Linked DNA regions of Homo sapiens: all the other regions are linked to region 1. Evidence: chromatin contacts called from ENCODE Hi-C or POLR2A ChIA-PET data. All regions are on one chromosome and are shown on one strand. The core of a region is the stretch at or near the end of the contact, and the rest is flanking DNA. Distances in the headings are between cores, read along the strand shown. Region 1 holds the start of PIK3IP1 (phosphoinositide-3-kinase interacting protein 1). Region 2 holds the start of AP1B1 (adaptor related protein complex 1 subunit beta 1). Region 3 holds the start of RFPL1 (ret finger protein like 1). Region 4 holds the start of NIPSNAP1 (nipsnap homolog 1).

Region 1 (3,629 bases), core at 592-3,091:
CAGACGCTCCGCAAACGGTCAATAAACGCTGAGGGGCCAAAAGCCACTCCTCAGGACGCGCGGCGGAGAGACCTAGCCTCACCCCAGCCTCGCCCCGCGCAGTTGTTTACAAGCGCTCGCGGCGGATGAGCTCATACGAGTGGCGGCGGCGGCCAATAGGCTTTGAGCCCCGCGGCCTGGAGACAGCCCTGGCCAATCGGACGGCGCGGAGGCGGAGCGGGGCCGGCCGGCATCGCGCGGCCGCACGTGCGCCACGAGTGTCTCAGCCGCTTCCTGTCAGCGCCAGGAGCGGGGATTCCCGGGGTCCCGGGCAGGTACCTGGACAGCGCAGGTCCTCGCAAGGCCGTTTCTCAGGGACGCCGGCCTCGCCACTGACGTAGCACCAGGGCCCGCGCGGGTCCTCGTCCGGGTTTCGGCAGTAACTGTGATTGCCGGCCCCTAAGAGAGGAGAGAAGGAAATGTGTGCCGGGGCTGGCACCGGGAACGCGGCCGCCGCCCGCCAGCCCCGGGGCCGTCCCCCGGAGGACACTTACCCGACACGGGGGCCGAGGCCAGCCCGCTCTGCGCGTCCAGCCAGTTGAGGCAGCGGAGGCCCGGCGCGGGGGAGGTCTGGTCCTCCCGGTACAGGTGGCCGTTGTCCCAGAAACAGCCTGTGAGGAAAAGAAGCCCCCGGACACAGAATAGCGGGCAGCGAACGGAAGACGCCCAGCGTGGCGGACAGGGGAGCCGGGACCACCCGGGCTGAACCTCAGCCTGGTTAGGGGACCCCGGGCCCTGCTGGGCCTCCCTCTCCTCTCGTGGCAACACCCCCACGCCCCACGCACCCCCCCCCCCCAACTCCACGCACACCTCAGGGTGTGAAGCCCCCAGCCTGTGCCTGTCCCCCAGTCAACGCTCAGAGACTGTTAGGTTTTATTTATTTTTGAAACCTGGAAAGCGCTGCAGAAGTGCAAAGCGTTGTTACTCTTGAACTTGTGACCACTTTGGAGGAGGAGATGGAGAGGAGGAGGCCTGGCTTAGGGTCCCTTTGAGGAGCTGGGAGTTTTGGGACGGGGGGCGCCCAGACGTGACATTTGTCCCTGTGTTGTAATGGCCACGTTACATAAACTCCGGTGTTTCCTCCTTCACGGATACGGCCACCTTCTGCCCGTTTAAAAGGCAAATACTCCCTCCCAGGAGAATTCTCCAGGAGCCTTGACTCCGTCAGGCAAAAGATTCAAGACAGCCTCAAACGGAGGAAACCGGCCTCATCGCTGACTGGATGAGACTCCAAGCTCCCACTCCCCTCTGCAGGAGAACCACAGAAGGAGGCTGGGGAAGGAGGACCACACCATGCAAAGGGCTTAGAAAGAACAGGACTTGGGGAGTAGGGGAGATGAACCCCCAAGCTCCATCCACTCATGAGCAAGGAAAGGCAGAGAGAAAGTGGCTTCTTGCCTTTGTTCTTAATGGCAAAGATGGAGCTGCAAGCCCCTGACAAGGAAAGGAGGGGTGGAAAAGCTTTCACGGGACAACAGAAACCGGCTAAACGCTTCGTTTCCTGTCATCCTGGCCCTGTTTGGGAAATAGGGGGCTTTACCCCTTCTGTTTCATGAAGTTGCTGCGGAAAGGAAAGATTGTAATCTCACCTCCAGATCCATAGGCTTCTGCTAGGAGCATGTTGCTGACGAGGAATGCTTGTACCCAGGCCAACAGCATCCTTGCCTCCTTCGTCTTGCAGGTGATTGAACGACCAGTGTTTAACCGAGGCCCCCTTGGCGGCGGCTCTGCCTCCCAGTCCCAGCCTTGCAGTCAGACCTGCCCTTGTTATGCTGTTCTGGTAAACAGCCTCTCTTTAGAACTGGGAGCTTCCCAGCTAGCTTGCTGCAGCGCGAGCTGTTTTTCAGCTGAAAGGCGCCCCCTGGGTCCTAAGCCTCCTAGGTCATGCAAAATCTAACTGAGCCAAGAAAGGAACTCAGCCAAGAGATATGCAGGTTGTGCTTAGCAGCCGATCAGTTTGAGACCTGCGAGGCCGCATCCCCAGGGTTTTTCATCTCTTCTGTTTCCATTTGTGTGAGTACAGAAAAAATAATTCTATCAAGGGGCATCATGGGATGTGGGAAATTATAAGCACTAAAACACAGAACAACTTAGGGAGCTATGCACCCAGGAGGAATTCATGACCACATAGGGGGGAAAAAATAAGAGTTTCTGGTGGGGAGTGGAGTAATAGTTTTTTTTTTTTTCTTTTCTTTTCTTTTTGAGACAGAGTTTCACACTGTCGCCCGGGCTGGAGTGCAATGGCACAATCTCGGCTCACTGCAACCACCTGCCGGGTTCTCGCAATTCTGCCTCAGTCTCCGGAGTAGCTGGATTTTTTTTTTCCCTCACTCTATAGGAAATCCATTTGCTGTAATTTATATCCATCATTAAATCTCACCATATCCATTTGACTTAGGCCTTTTGGAGTTAGGCAGAAGGGCCCTTCTTCCTGTTTGGCTGACAGCTCCCAGGCAGCCTCAGTAAACTGAGAGAGAGAGCAGAGTGATTCGTCAAGACTACCTTGTGACAGGGGCACACCACCACAACCCAGCTAATTTTTTGTATTTTTAATAGAGACGGGGGTTTCACTGTGTTGGCCAGACTGGTCTTGAACTCCTGACCTCGTAATCCACCTGCCTCGGCCTCCCAAAGTGTTGGAATTACAGGTGTGAGCCACCGCGTTCGGCCGAGTAACACTTTATACCCATCCTTGAAAAAGAAAAAGGGCCTTTATGAACACTGACACTTAAAAAAAAAAAAAAAAAAAAAAAAAAAAAAAAACAGTGTAACTTGGCCAGGGTCAAATCTGTCACATTGCTTTTTCTTACATTTGAGGTTTTTTGGGGTGTTGTATATAGTAGGACTATAGAAGGAGTATCTTTAGTTGAAAACACATGTTATGCAAACATGGAAAAATTTGCTCAGCTACATTGTAATAGTCTACCCTTTCTGCCAGCCCTAAATTGTATAGAGGAATTTAAGTAAAATGTTTGCTTTTTTTTTTTTCCCTCACCCTATAGGAAATCCATTTGCTGTAATTTATATCCATCATTAAATCTCACCATATCCATTTGACTGAGGCCTTTTGGAGTAGGCAGAAGGGCCCTTCTTCCTGTTTGGCTGACAGCTCAAGTTCCCAGGCAGCCTCAGTAAACTGAGAGATAGAGCAGAGTGATTCGTCAAGACTACCTTGTGACTCAGTCAGATCCCAAAATAGAAATGGGGAAACTCTGTTTCAATCTTGCAGGCTGTAATTTAAGGAGGAAAACAACTAATTTTTTTTTGGGTGGGGGGGACAGAGTCTCTGTCTCCCAGGCTGGAGTGCAGTGGCACCATCTCGGCTTACTGCAACCTCCACCTCCCAGGTTCAAGCAATTCTCCTGCCTCAGCCTCCCAAGTAGCTGGGATTAAAGGTGTGCGCCACCACGCCTGGCTAAATTTTTTTTTGTATTTTTTTAGTAGAGATGGGGTTTCACCATGTTGGCCAGGCTGGTCTCAAACTCCTGACCTCAGGTGATCCACCCACCTTGGCCTCCCAAAGTTCTGGGATTACAGGTGTGAGCCACCATGCCTGGCCACTTTACTAAATAAATTTTAAAAGCTTTATC
Region 2 (3,629 bases), core at 769-3,268, 1.9 Mb before region 1:
GTTGCTTCATCTCAAATCCTCCCTTGGAAGGATGGGAATATAAGGTGACAATATTAAGTTTCTGTGAATTCAATGGAACTAGGAGAATAGATCACACAGCTTAAAAAAAAAAGGTATTACAGTAATATTTATATACAGCTTTCTTCAGAAGCCATGTGGAAGCCCTCACGGGTTCATTCACAGGTTCATACCCCTAGGAGCAGACAGGAAGGCGGCAGGTCTTTCTCATGTTGATGTCAGGGAAACTGAGGCAGAATTGAAGCAAGTGAATATCCGCAATGGAATGAGGCTTAGATTCATACAGCCTAGTCCTCCAGCCACCAAACCGTCTCACCACCTCCCAAGTAAGACGTGCTCTGCTCTGGCAAGAAGCCATGGGGCCTGCATATTTCTCAGAAAGGCAAAGATTCTTCCTCTGGGTACCTTCTTCCAGAACCTAGGACCAAAAGATCCCCTAGAGGTCATGTGGTTCCTCTCTTTTTAGACCAAAACGAATGCAGCTCAACCACTCTGAAGAGAAGTTCTCGACAATCTTCAAATAGTTTTCACGGATAGCCTGTTTTGTGTCTCACTGTTCCCTAAAGTCAGGAAAATCTTAGACTCTTGCCCTGAAAGGTATCACTAATAGCAACAGCCTGTAGGATTGTTTTATCCTAAAGAAAGTAAGTCGAATGCCCCTTATGAAGATCAGACAAAAAGCAATAAGGCTACATCGTGACATAAATCCAAATAAATACAACGGCAGCTAAAAATCTTTTTTTTTTTTTTTTTTTTGAGACGGAGTCTCACTCCGTGGCCCAGGCTGGAGTGCAGTCGCACGATCTCGGCTCACTGCAACCTCCACCTCCTGGGTTCAAGCGATTCTCCTGCCTCAGCCTCCCAAGTAGCTGGGATTACAGGCGTACGCCACCATGTCTGGCTAATTTTTGTATTTTTATTGGAGACAGGGTTTCACCATGTTGGTCAGGCTGGTCTTGAACTCCTGACCTCACGATCCACCCGCCTCAGCTTCCCAAAGTGCTGGGATTACAGGCGTGAGCCACCATGTCTGGCTAAAAGTCTTAAATATCCCCTACACCCCAACCTTAACTCCAGTCTTTCCTTTGTCTCTGTACTTTGCAGGTCTCTGACAGCCTGGCAGAAAACCTGGCCTTGCCTCTACTACCCGAATGACCTTACATGTGGGATTTAACCTCTCTGTGCCTCAGGGTCCTCATCGATAAAATAGGGATATTTAATCCCCACAAAGGTTGCTGTGAAGTTTAAATGTGTCATTGTAAGGAAAGTGCTTAGCACAGTGCCCGGTACACAGAAGGGACTCGATAGCCACTAGCAAGCATCTCCCTCGTTATTTTGCAGCATTATCACCGGTGTCTCCATTCAGTTAACTTGTCTTAGAGGCTCCAACAAACAAGACCAAGCCAGTGCCTAGCCGGAGGCGGGCGGCACGGGACCGTTTTCTAGTTTTTTTTTCTTTCTTCTTTTTCAACCTTGGCAAAGAGATAACGCCCTGAACAACGAGGAGGCCTCAGGATGGCCATGGAGGTGAGTCCGAAAGAGGAAATCAGAGCCCGAAGAGTTTTCCCTCAGGCCAGTGGGGAATTCCTCGGGGCCTAAGTCCTGTCTCTCCGGGCGGAAGCCCCAGGAGGTGCTGCGGGTATGGGGCGGCCGAGGAACAGGCCGGCGGCCAAGTGGGCGCGAATGAATGAACGAACCCTCAGCCCTTCCTCCTCCTCTGGCTGGGGACGTCGCTCGCGCCCCTGCAGCGCCGCGTCCTCTTCATGACCTCTGACCCCGCAAACCCCTCACCTAGGACCCCTGACCCCTCGCCCCACTTCTTCTCCTGGCTCGCCCGGGTCCCCGCTTCCTCACCCGCAGGTCCCAATAGCTCCCGGCGCCCCGGCTCGGTTCGGCTTGGCACCAAAATGTCCGCGGCCTCCACCTCTCGCTCTCCCGGTGCGTCCGGGCTGCCGGCGGCTCGGAGCCCCGCGGCTGTCACCTGCCGGGCGGAAGTGAGCTGCCCGCGCGCGGGTACTTCCGGTGGACGCAAGGCCTGAAGGCGGGGTCAAGGGTACAACCCTGGCGGGGGTGGTGCCCGTGGGGCGGGGCAAGAAAAGGGGAAGAGCCCAACGGTATTAACCCCTCGGCAGCCGCGGCGCTGCTATGCTGCAGTCTCCCGCAGAGCCCTTGGGAAACCATCCCGCTAGCCAATTCAGCGTGAGGGGGCCGGGCAAGGTCGTAGGGAGTTTGAAGTCCATCTTCTGTGTAAAGACGGCAAATCTGAGGTTCTAAGAGGGGCAGGGTTTTGCTCAAGGTCACTCATTTTTTGTTTGTTTGTTTGAAATAGGGTCTTGCTCTGTTGCTCAAGCTAGAGTGCAGTGGCTCGAAGATCTGGGCTCACTGCACCCTCCGCCTCCCAGGCTCAGGTGATCCTCTCACCTCAGCCTCCCAAGCAGCTGGGACCACAGGTGCGCAGCACTACGCCCGGCTAATTACTTATTATTTACTTATTTATTTTTTGTAGAGAGAGTCTCACTTTATTGCTCAGGCTGGTCTCGAAATCATGGACCCGAGAGATCCTCCCGCCTCGGCTTCCCAAAGTGCTGGGATTACAGAGGGGTCTCTCTCTGTCCAAACTAGGTTTACAGCTCTAGTTTGGACCCCTCCATTCTTAAGATGAGTGACCTTGAGCCAGACACAGTGGCTCATACCTGTAGTCCCAGCTACTCGGGAGCCTGAGGCAGGAGAATAGCTTGAGCCCAGGAGGTTGAGGTTACAGTGAGCTATAATTGCAGCACTGCACTCCAGCCTGGGCGACAGATCCAGACCCTGTCTCAAAAAAAGAAAAAAAATGGCCGGGCATGGTGGCTCACACCTGTAATCCCAGCACTTTGGGAGGCCGAGGCGGGCGGATCACAAGGCCAGGAGATCGAGACCATCCTGGTTAACATGGTGAAACCCCGTCTCTACTAAAAACACAAAATATTAGCCGGGTGTGGTGGCAGGCGCCTGTAGTCCCAGCTACTCAGGAGGCTGAGGCAGGAGAATGGCGTGAACCCGGGAGGCAGAGCTTGCAGTGAGCCGACATCACACCACTGCACTCCAGCCTGGGCGACAGAGCAAGACTCCGTCTCAAAAAAAAAAAAAAAGAAAAAAGAAAAAAACCATCTGCAATCCCACTGACCTAAGACAATCACTTTTAATATTTTGGTGAATATTCTTCCAAACTTGATAGATCATTTGTTTTTTTTTGTTTGTTTGTTTTGAGACAGGGTCTCGCTCTGTTGCCCGGACTGGAGTGCAGTGTCGTGATTTTGGCTCACTGCAACCTCTGCCTCCCAGGTTCAAGCGATTCTCCTGCCTGGGCCTCCCAAGTAATTGGGATTACAAGCATGCACCACCGTGCCCAGCTAATTTTTGTATTTTTAGTAGAGGCGGGGGTTTCACCATGTTGACCAGGCTGGTCTTGAACTCCTGACCTCAAGTGATCTGCCCACCTCAGCTTCCCAAAGTGATGGGATTATAGGCGTGAGCCACTGTTGGTATTTTTTAACTCACCAAAATATTGGTAAAAGTTTCCCAAAATAGTAAATACATTTCTACTTGGCACTTTCCAGTATCTGCATAGT
Region 3 (3,629 bases), core at 646-3,145, 1.9 Mb before region 1:
ACTGTGTGCCATAAATATGTACAATTATTACATGTCAACTGAAAGTAAAGAGGAAAAAAAAGTAAACCAAAACAAGACCTGAGTGTCTCAGAGTCCTCTAATCCCATGAGGAATCATATTTAAAGCCGACCAAAATTAGGTCTTTATTTTTAATTATGCAAAAAGAGAAAATTCCTTTAATATGTGCCAAAGGGAATAGGGAAAATGATAAGATTATATTCAAATTATTTGAAATTTGAAAACAAAGCAGTAAAGATCCCACTACACAGAAAGGCATGAAAATGAAAAGATTCGGGGTTGATTCAAATGGAAGAAAGCACAACTCACTTCACGGGTAACAATTTTTATTTGAGAACACAAGTTTCACAAGAAAATCATCTTTTTTTTTTAAATTGTGACTTTTATCTTAACACTGTGTGAAGTACTCAAGGTCCAAGAAGCTTAATGGTCATTTGTCAAAATAGTAATTATCCAATTTTTTCCTATGAATTATGAAATTTTTTCAAAACCAGAAATAAACCAATGAAAATAAATAAAAATTCCCTAGAATTTCCTCAATGGAATGCATGCCCCTATTACCTTTGAGTCTGATGTATATGAATTTAAACCATTTTGTAAAATTGCAAATCCAATCATACTTAATACTTCAGGTTTCCAAGCAAAGCTTGAAGCCTACAACATATTACAGGAATTATCTTTACTGACAACTGATGGAAACATCTCTAAAATAAGCTTTTGAAGTTAGTACATTAAGCCTAATTTAATATAAAGGCAATTTAATCTTATCTTCATATGAAAGAAAAATACACTGTCAGGATGAAGGATTTACTAAAGTTACAATTAACTGGAGATATATCACCAGTAAAAACCTAATTCCCTGTTATAATTAAATCAAAGCCTCATTAGGTTAGAGGGTGTGGAAGGGCATGACCCAGTGGGAGGTGGGAATCTCACCAATAAAACGCCCTCATGTGCCCCTTCCGCACAAGACCTGAGCGCCCAGTGGAAGCAGCTGGAGGACAGAGGAGCTTCCAGCAGAAGAGGTGAGCCCATGCCTGTGTGTGTGTTTTTCCTCCTTAGATGCCTAGAAATGGGGGTTATGCCTTGGGGGATGAATGAGAGAAATTCGTAATTAATGAATTCAACAAAGGCTGTCTGAGTGCTGCCTCAGAGTTGAAAACCAGTCACCCTGGATCCCCAGATCTCCAGTCTAGGAGTGGTGGCAGTCAATTTGGTATTCATTTCCAAGGCTGGAGAAGGATGTGATTTTTTTTTTTTTTTTTTTGGTGAGACAGGGTCTTAACTCTGTTGTCCAGGTTGGAGTGACCTGGTGTGATCTCTGCTCACTGCTAATTTTTCTATTATTTGTAGAGAGGGGGTCTTCCTGTGTTGCCCAGGCTGATCTCAAACTCCTTGGCTCAAGGGATCTTCCAGCCTTGGCCTCGCAAAGTGCTGGGATTACAGATGTGAGCTACTGCATCCAGTCCCTCTCTTTTTTTTTTTTTTTTTTTTTGAGATGGTGTCTCACTCTGTTGTCCAGGCCGGAGTGCAATGGCTGGATCTTGGCTCACTGCAACCTTTGCCTCCCAGGTTCAAGCAATTCTCCTGCCTCAGCCTCCCAAGTATCTGGGATTACAGGCGTGTGCCACCACGCCTGGCTAATTCTTTTGTATTTTCAGTAGAGATGGGGTTTCACCCATCAGGCTGGTCTCGAACTTTTGACGACCTCAGATGATCCACTCACGTCAGCCTCCCAAAGTGCTGGGATTATAGGCCTGAGCCACCACGCCCGGCCTCCCAGCCCCTAATTCTTATGTTCATCAATCAATCTCTTGCTGGGGTTCCCCTAGGAGGAGGTGAAATGACCCCAGCTCGCTGTTCCTCACATGGGTGCTGCCGTGTCACTGGCTCAGGCTCAGTTGCTGGGTCACCAGTAGAATGGACCCTTCCTCCACCTCAGTTCAGAGCACAGTGATGATTCGTGACTTTCTTTCCCAATAGAACTTCAAATCTCTGAAGACGGGGGGTGGGGGGATGTGCTTGAGTGTTTGTACTCATGGTCTTGTTCTAGAAGTGACAAAGCTGGGACACAATACCTTTATGCATGAAAAGGTTGTCACTTGTCACAACTAACAGGCTTTCACCTCACGGAAATTTTCTTCCCTTGTGCACTTTTCCCCTGGCAGTGGACATGGCTGCACTCTTCCAAGAAGCAAGCAGCTGTCCCGTCTGCTCAGACTATCTAGAGAAACCAATGTCCCTGGAGTGTGGATGCGCTGTCTGCTTCAAGTGCATCAATTCACTGCAGAAGGAGCCCCATGGGGAGGATCTACTTTGCTGTTGCTGTTCCATGGTCTCTCAGAAGAACAAAATCAGGCCCAGTTGGCAGCTAGAGAGGCTGGCTTCCCACATCAAGGAACTGGAGCCCAAGCTGAAGAAGATTCTGCAGATGAACCCAAGGATGCGGAAGTTCCAAGGTGAGGGATCTGTATACACTGCCCCCTTCCTACGACCAGACCAGGAAAAATCATCTGTGCAACTGGCCCCTCATTCCATATGGGGATTAGCTGCTGTCTGGCACCTAAAATTGAGATGCTTCTTCATCATCAGATTCTCAGCCCTGACAACATACAGAATCACCTGGTGATCTCCAAAAAAAAGGCTGGCTGGGCATGGTGGCTCATGCCTGTAATGTCAGCACTTTGGGAGGCCGAGGCGGGTGGATCACGAGGTCAGGAGATCGGGACCATCCTGGATAACACGGTGAAACCCTGTCTCTACTAAAAATACAAAAAATTAGCCAGGCTTGGTGGTGGGTGCCTGTAGTCCCAGCTACTTGGGGGTTGAGGCAGGAGAATGGCGTTAACCTGGGGGGGGCGGAGCTTGCAGTGAGCCAAGATTGCACCACTGCACTCCAGCCTGGGTGACAGAGTGAGACTCCGTCTCAAAAAAAAAAACCTGATGTCTATGTCATGGGTTAGACAAGGGATTCTCTAAACTTAGTGTGCTCAGATTACCTGGGGATCTTGTTAAAATGCAGATGCTGAACTGGGAAGTCTCAGGATTGATCCCGCTGGCTTGGGGACTTTGCTGAGTAGCAAAAACACAGAGCAACTTAATTTGAATTTCTCTCTAGCAAAGGTTCCCAGGACTCTGACATTTAAATGGGCCTGGTAATTCTAATGCACAGTGAGTATTGGCACCCACTGTACCAAACAACCTCACCCCAGGGTTGGGAAGAGTTTGGAATGGAGCACCTATGGTGTTTGTTTCTGTGAGTGGGGCGAGTTGCAGACGCTGGTCTCCTCATCGGTGTGCCATGGACTTCAACAGGGGTCCTGGCTACAGAAAATACTATCACTCTCCATAACTCTGGGGAATAGGGACATTTAAATGAAGAGGTTATGGTCAGCCTGGGCAAAGAATTACACCTATAAATGGTGGTGGCTTCTGCCCTGACACCCATGATCTCTACTCATCCACCTACCCATACCTGACTGTGTCTCTGCTGAAATATGGAGGACAGATTCACCCTGCCTAAGTCATGTTTGGAACCCTCTTCCTCCTTCCTTGTCCATGTCCACTCATCTCATTTCATTCCCTAATTCACCATCAAACAGCAATCAGTC
Region 4 (3,629 bases), core at 805-3,304, 1.7 Mb before region 1:
ACACTTCACAACCACGGAATCTTTTTTTTTTGTAGACGGAGTCTCGCTCTGTCACCCGGGTTGGAGTGCAGTAGCGTGATCTCGGCTCACTGCAACCTCTGTCTCCCGGGTTCAATTGATTCTCCTGCCTCAGCTTCCTAGTAGCTGGGATTACAGGGGTGAGCCATCACACCCAGCTAATTGTATTTTTAGTAGAGACACGTTTTCACCAACATGGTGAAATTTTTGTACTTTTTTTTTTTTTTTTTTTTTTTTGAGACAGAGTCTCACTCTTGTCGCCCAGGCTGGAGTGCAGTGGCAGGATCTCGGCTCACTGCAAGCTCCGCCTCCTGGGTTCACGCCATTCTCCTGCCTCAGCCTCCTGAGTAGCTGGGACTACAGGCGCCTGCCACCGCGCCCAGCTAATTTTTTGTATTTTTAGTAGAGATGGGGTTTCACCGTGTTAGCCAGGATGGTCTCGATCTCCTGACCTCGTGATCCACCGCCTCGGCCTCCCAAAGTGCTGGGATTACAGGCGTGAGCCACCGCGCCCGGCCATTTTTGTACTTTTTATAGAGACAGGATCTCGCCGTGTTGCCAAGCTGGTCTTGAACTGCTGACCTCAAGTGATCTGCCTGCCTCGGCCTCCCAAAGTGCTGGGATTACAGGCATGAGCCACCATACCCGACCAACCACAGCATCTTTAATCCTCAACAACCCTATGAGATACATCCTGATTACTCCCATTTTACAGATGAGGAACCCGAGGCTTAAAGAGTCCTGAGGTCACCCCACCTACAAAGTCTGAGTTAGATCTGTTAGTGCCAGGCAAACTCTAGGCTTTTCCCACGGTGTCAGCTTTATCCCTAATTATTGGGCAGTCTAGGTGGGGCGCTTATGCCACTCCTCTTTCCCAGCTGTCCAAAAGCCCCACTGCTCTGTGCTGTAACATCTCATGGCAGGCACTATCAGAACTTTGCAGCTTCATTCCTGGGCTGCAGGGCAGGAGGGATGGTTGCTTCCTTTTCACAGGTTGGGGGAGGGGGAACAGGTGGCCTCACTTCTTTGGTAAATATTCCTTGACCATACACAGTCCTGAGCCCTCTGAGGGTGGGAGGCTGGGGAAACAGAGAAAAATGAGATCATGGTCTAGTGAGAGAGACAGACAAGCACCAAGTCATAACTGTGCAGGGTCATATATGCAGAGATGGGGGAAGTACAGGGCTGTGGGGACCAAGGAGTGAGGGGCTGCCCAGGGCCAGTCAGGGAGGCCAAGCCCTAGCTCAGCCCAGAGCAGGGCCCAAACAAAAGCCCAGGCTGAGAGCACATGGCCCAGCCAGACTCCCACTCCCAGGAGGCCACCAGTTGGGTGCAAAGTGCATGGCGCATTGGCAGGCCTGGGTCCCAGACCTGGTGCTGCCACGGCACAGCAGGGAGGGTGACCTTGGACAACTCCCATTCCCTCTCAGGTCCGTTTCCCCACCTGTACAGTTCGAGGTGGAGGAACAAAGGGTCTGTGCAGCCATGGCCCCTGGGGATCCCCCACTGCTCCCCTGCCATCATCTCTTTCCCACAGAACTTCCCGACGGAGGAGCTGACTACCAGAAGCCCCCAGTGGGTGTTAAATCACAAGCTACGCCTGGGAATGGGCCACTCCTCCTGTCTTCTGCCCTCTCCCACTCTCCAGGGCCCAGTACCTGCCCTTCTCACCATCTTTCATCAGGTCCCCATCACAGCCCGGTCCCAACCAGGACAAAGACCCTACCCATCCCTTTCTCACCTCCCCCATTCTTTGCCCAGACCCCTCCCTAGGCCTTGATCCTGCCCCGCCTCTAACCCCCAGATTCCAAGCGAGGAGTCTCAGCCCCTCCCCCACGACCCAGTCCCTGGCCCCCGCGCCTGCACCCCACCCCGCGCGCGTCTATCCCTGCCTGGCCGGGCTCTCACCGCGCCGCAGCTGCAGACGCAACGTCCCCAGCGCGAGGCCCCGGGCCCCCCAGCAGCCGCCGCGCCGTCACAGAGATGCTGCACAGCCGCGGAGCCATGTTGGAGCCGCAAAGGTTGCAGGAAGGCCCCGCCCCCAAGCCCTGGTGGCGGAGGCGGGGCGCGAATAAACTCCACCCCTCCGGCTCGCCCGCCCCCTCACTCACCCGGTCAGGTGGGCGTTTCCTGTGGGCGTCTCCAACTCCGCAGGTGCTGGACGGAAGTCAGGGTTCTAATCCTCTGCGCGCTCTGCGACCTTGGCAAGCCCTTTGCCCACTCTGGGCCTCAGGATCCACCTCGGTAAAATGGGAGCGTGGAACAATAATACCAAGGGTTCTTTTTTTTTTTTTTTTTTTTTTTGAGACGGAGTCTCGCTCTGTCGCCCAGGCTGGAGCGCAGTGGCGCGATCTCGGCCCACTGCAAGCTCCGCCTCCTGGGTTCACGCCATTCTCCTGCCTCAGCCTCCCGAGTAGCTGGAACTACAGGCGTCTGCCACCACGCCCAGCTAATTTTTTGTATTTTTAGTAGAAACGGGGTTTCACCGTGTTAGCCAGGATGGTCTCGATCTCCTGACCTCGTGATCTGCCTGCCTCGTGCTCCCAAAGTGCTGGGATTACAGGCGTGAGCCACCATGCCCAGCCTACCAAGGGTTCTTAACAAGGCTGTCCGGGATGTGCAGCAGAGGGTCAGTGTAACCACCCCATGGGTTCATTTTGCCCGTTTCCCAGACAGCGGATTTATCAAGACAGAGGAATTGCAATAAGAGTTTAATTCATGCAGAGCCGGCTGAATGGGAGACCGGAGTTTTATTATTACTCAAATCAGTCTCCCTGAAAATTCGGAGACTGGGTTTTATTAAGGATAATTTGGTGGGTAGGGGCCAGAGAGTGGAGAGTGCTGATTGGTCAGGTCGGAGATGCAATCATAGGGAGTGGAAGCCGTCCTCTTGTGCTGAGTGGATCTCTGGGTGGGGGCCACAAAACCGGATGATCCGGTTTCTTAATCTGTGTATCGCCAGCGGATCCATTGAGTGCAGGATCGGAAAAATATCTTGAGCACCAATCTTAGGTTTTACAGTAGTGATGTTATCCCTAGGAGCAACTGGGGAGGTTTAGAATCTGTGGCCACTACCTGCATGACTCCTAAACCGTAATTTCTAATCTCGTGGCTAATTTGTTAGTCTTACAAAAGCAGTCTGGTCCCCAGGCAAGAAAGGGGTTTATTTTGGGAGAGGGCTGTTATCTTTGTTTCAAAGTTGAACTATAAATTTGCTGCCGGGCATGGTGGCTCATGCCTGTAATCCCAGCATTTTGGGAGGCAAAGGTGGATCAGAAGTTTAGGTCAAGAGTTCAAGACCAGCCTGGCCAACAGGGTGAAACCCCGTCTCTACTAAAAATACAAAAAAATTAGCCAGGCATGGTGGCGGGCACCTGTAATCCCAGTTACTCGGGAGGCTGAGGCAGGAGAATCTCTTGAACCCTGGAGGCAGAGGTTGCAGTGAGCCGAGATCGCGCCACTGCACTCCAGCCTGGGCAACAAGAGCGAAACTCCGTCTCAAAAAACAAACAAAAAGACTGTAAGTTTGGCCTATGCCCAGGAATGAATATGGACAGTTTGGGGGTTAGAAGCAAAATGGAGTCGGTTAGGTCAGATCACTTTCACTGTCA

What was found. Hi-C counts contacts between places; a loop is a spot of excess contacts on that map. ChIA-PET counts read pairs that join two places held with the same protein, here RNA polymerase II (POLR2A). Pooled maps may share reads with other maps.
Region 2: a loop to region 1 is called in a map with no recorded cell type, with 16 times the contacts of the local background. The contact joins the promoter of AP1B1 here to the promoter of PIK3IP1 in region 1. A Hi-C loop is called at or near these places in 1 of 37 single-sample maps with no recorded cell type and 2 of 50 pooled maps. POLR2A ChIA-PET finds 5 or more read pairs at or near these places in 1 of 52 experiments (Caco-2).
Region 3: a loop to region 1 is called in a map of transverse colon, with 12 times the contacts of the local background. The contact joins the promoter of RFPL1 here to the promoter of PIK3IP1 in region 1. A Hi-C loop is called at or near these places in 2 of 168 maps with a recorded cell type or tissue (posterior vena cava and transverse colon).
Region 4: a pooled map shows a loop between it and region 1 (7-fold over the local background). The contact joins the promoter of NIPSNAP1 here to the promoter of PIK3IP1 in region 1. A Hi-C loop is called at or near these places in 1 of 50 pooled maps. POLR2A ChIA-PET finds 5 or more read pairs at or near these places in 2 of 52 experiments (CD8-positive, alpha-beta memory T cell and Caco-2).

What each region holds. Positions count from the first base shown.
Region 1 is chr22:31,290,647-31,294,275 of GRCh38, forward strand. PIK3IP1 (phosphoinositide-3-kinase interacting protein 1) reads right to left here and starts at 1,842. Exons shown (of 6, transcript NM_052880.5): 1 at 1,629-1,842; 2 at 534-650; 3 at 319-438. The coding sequence starts at 1,698. It overlaps LOC105372997 (a long non-coding RNA gene), which reads right to left. Exons shown (of 4, transcript XR_001755493.3): 3 at 3,084-3,175; 4 at 2,298-2,506. RefSeq lists enhancers at 1-34, 1,175-1,224 and silencers at 85-314, 495-614.
Region 2 is chr22:29,386,552-29,390,180 of GRCh38, forward strand. It overlaps AP1B1 (adaptor related protein complex 1 subunit beta 1), which reads right to left and starts at 2,019. Exons shown (of 23, transcript NM_001127.4): 1 at 1,873-2,019. It also overlaps a transcript of RFPL1 not described here.
Region 3 is chr22:29,436,688-29,440,316 of GRCh38, forward strand. It overlaps RFPL1 (ret finger protein like 1), which reads left to right and starts at 1,896. Exons shown (of 2, transcript NM_021026.2): 1 at 1,896-2,477. The coding sequence starts at 2,105. RFPL1S (RFPL1 antisense RNA 1) reads right to left here. Exons shown (of 1, transcript NR_002727.2): 1 at 328-3,629.
Region 4 is chr22:29,579,059-29,582,687 of GRCh38, forward strand. NIPSNAP1 (nipsnap homolog 1) reads right to left here and starts at 2,055. Exons shown (of 10, transcript NM_003634.4): 1 at 1,927-2,055. The coding sequence starts at 2,024. RefSeq lists an enhancer at 1,216-1,828 and a silencer at 1,812-1,861.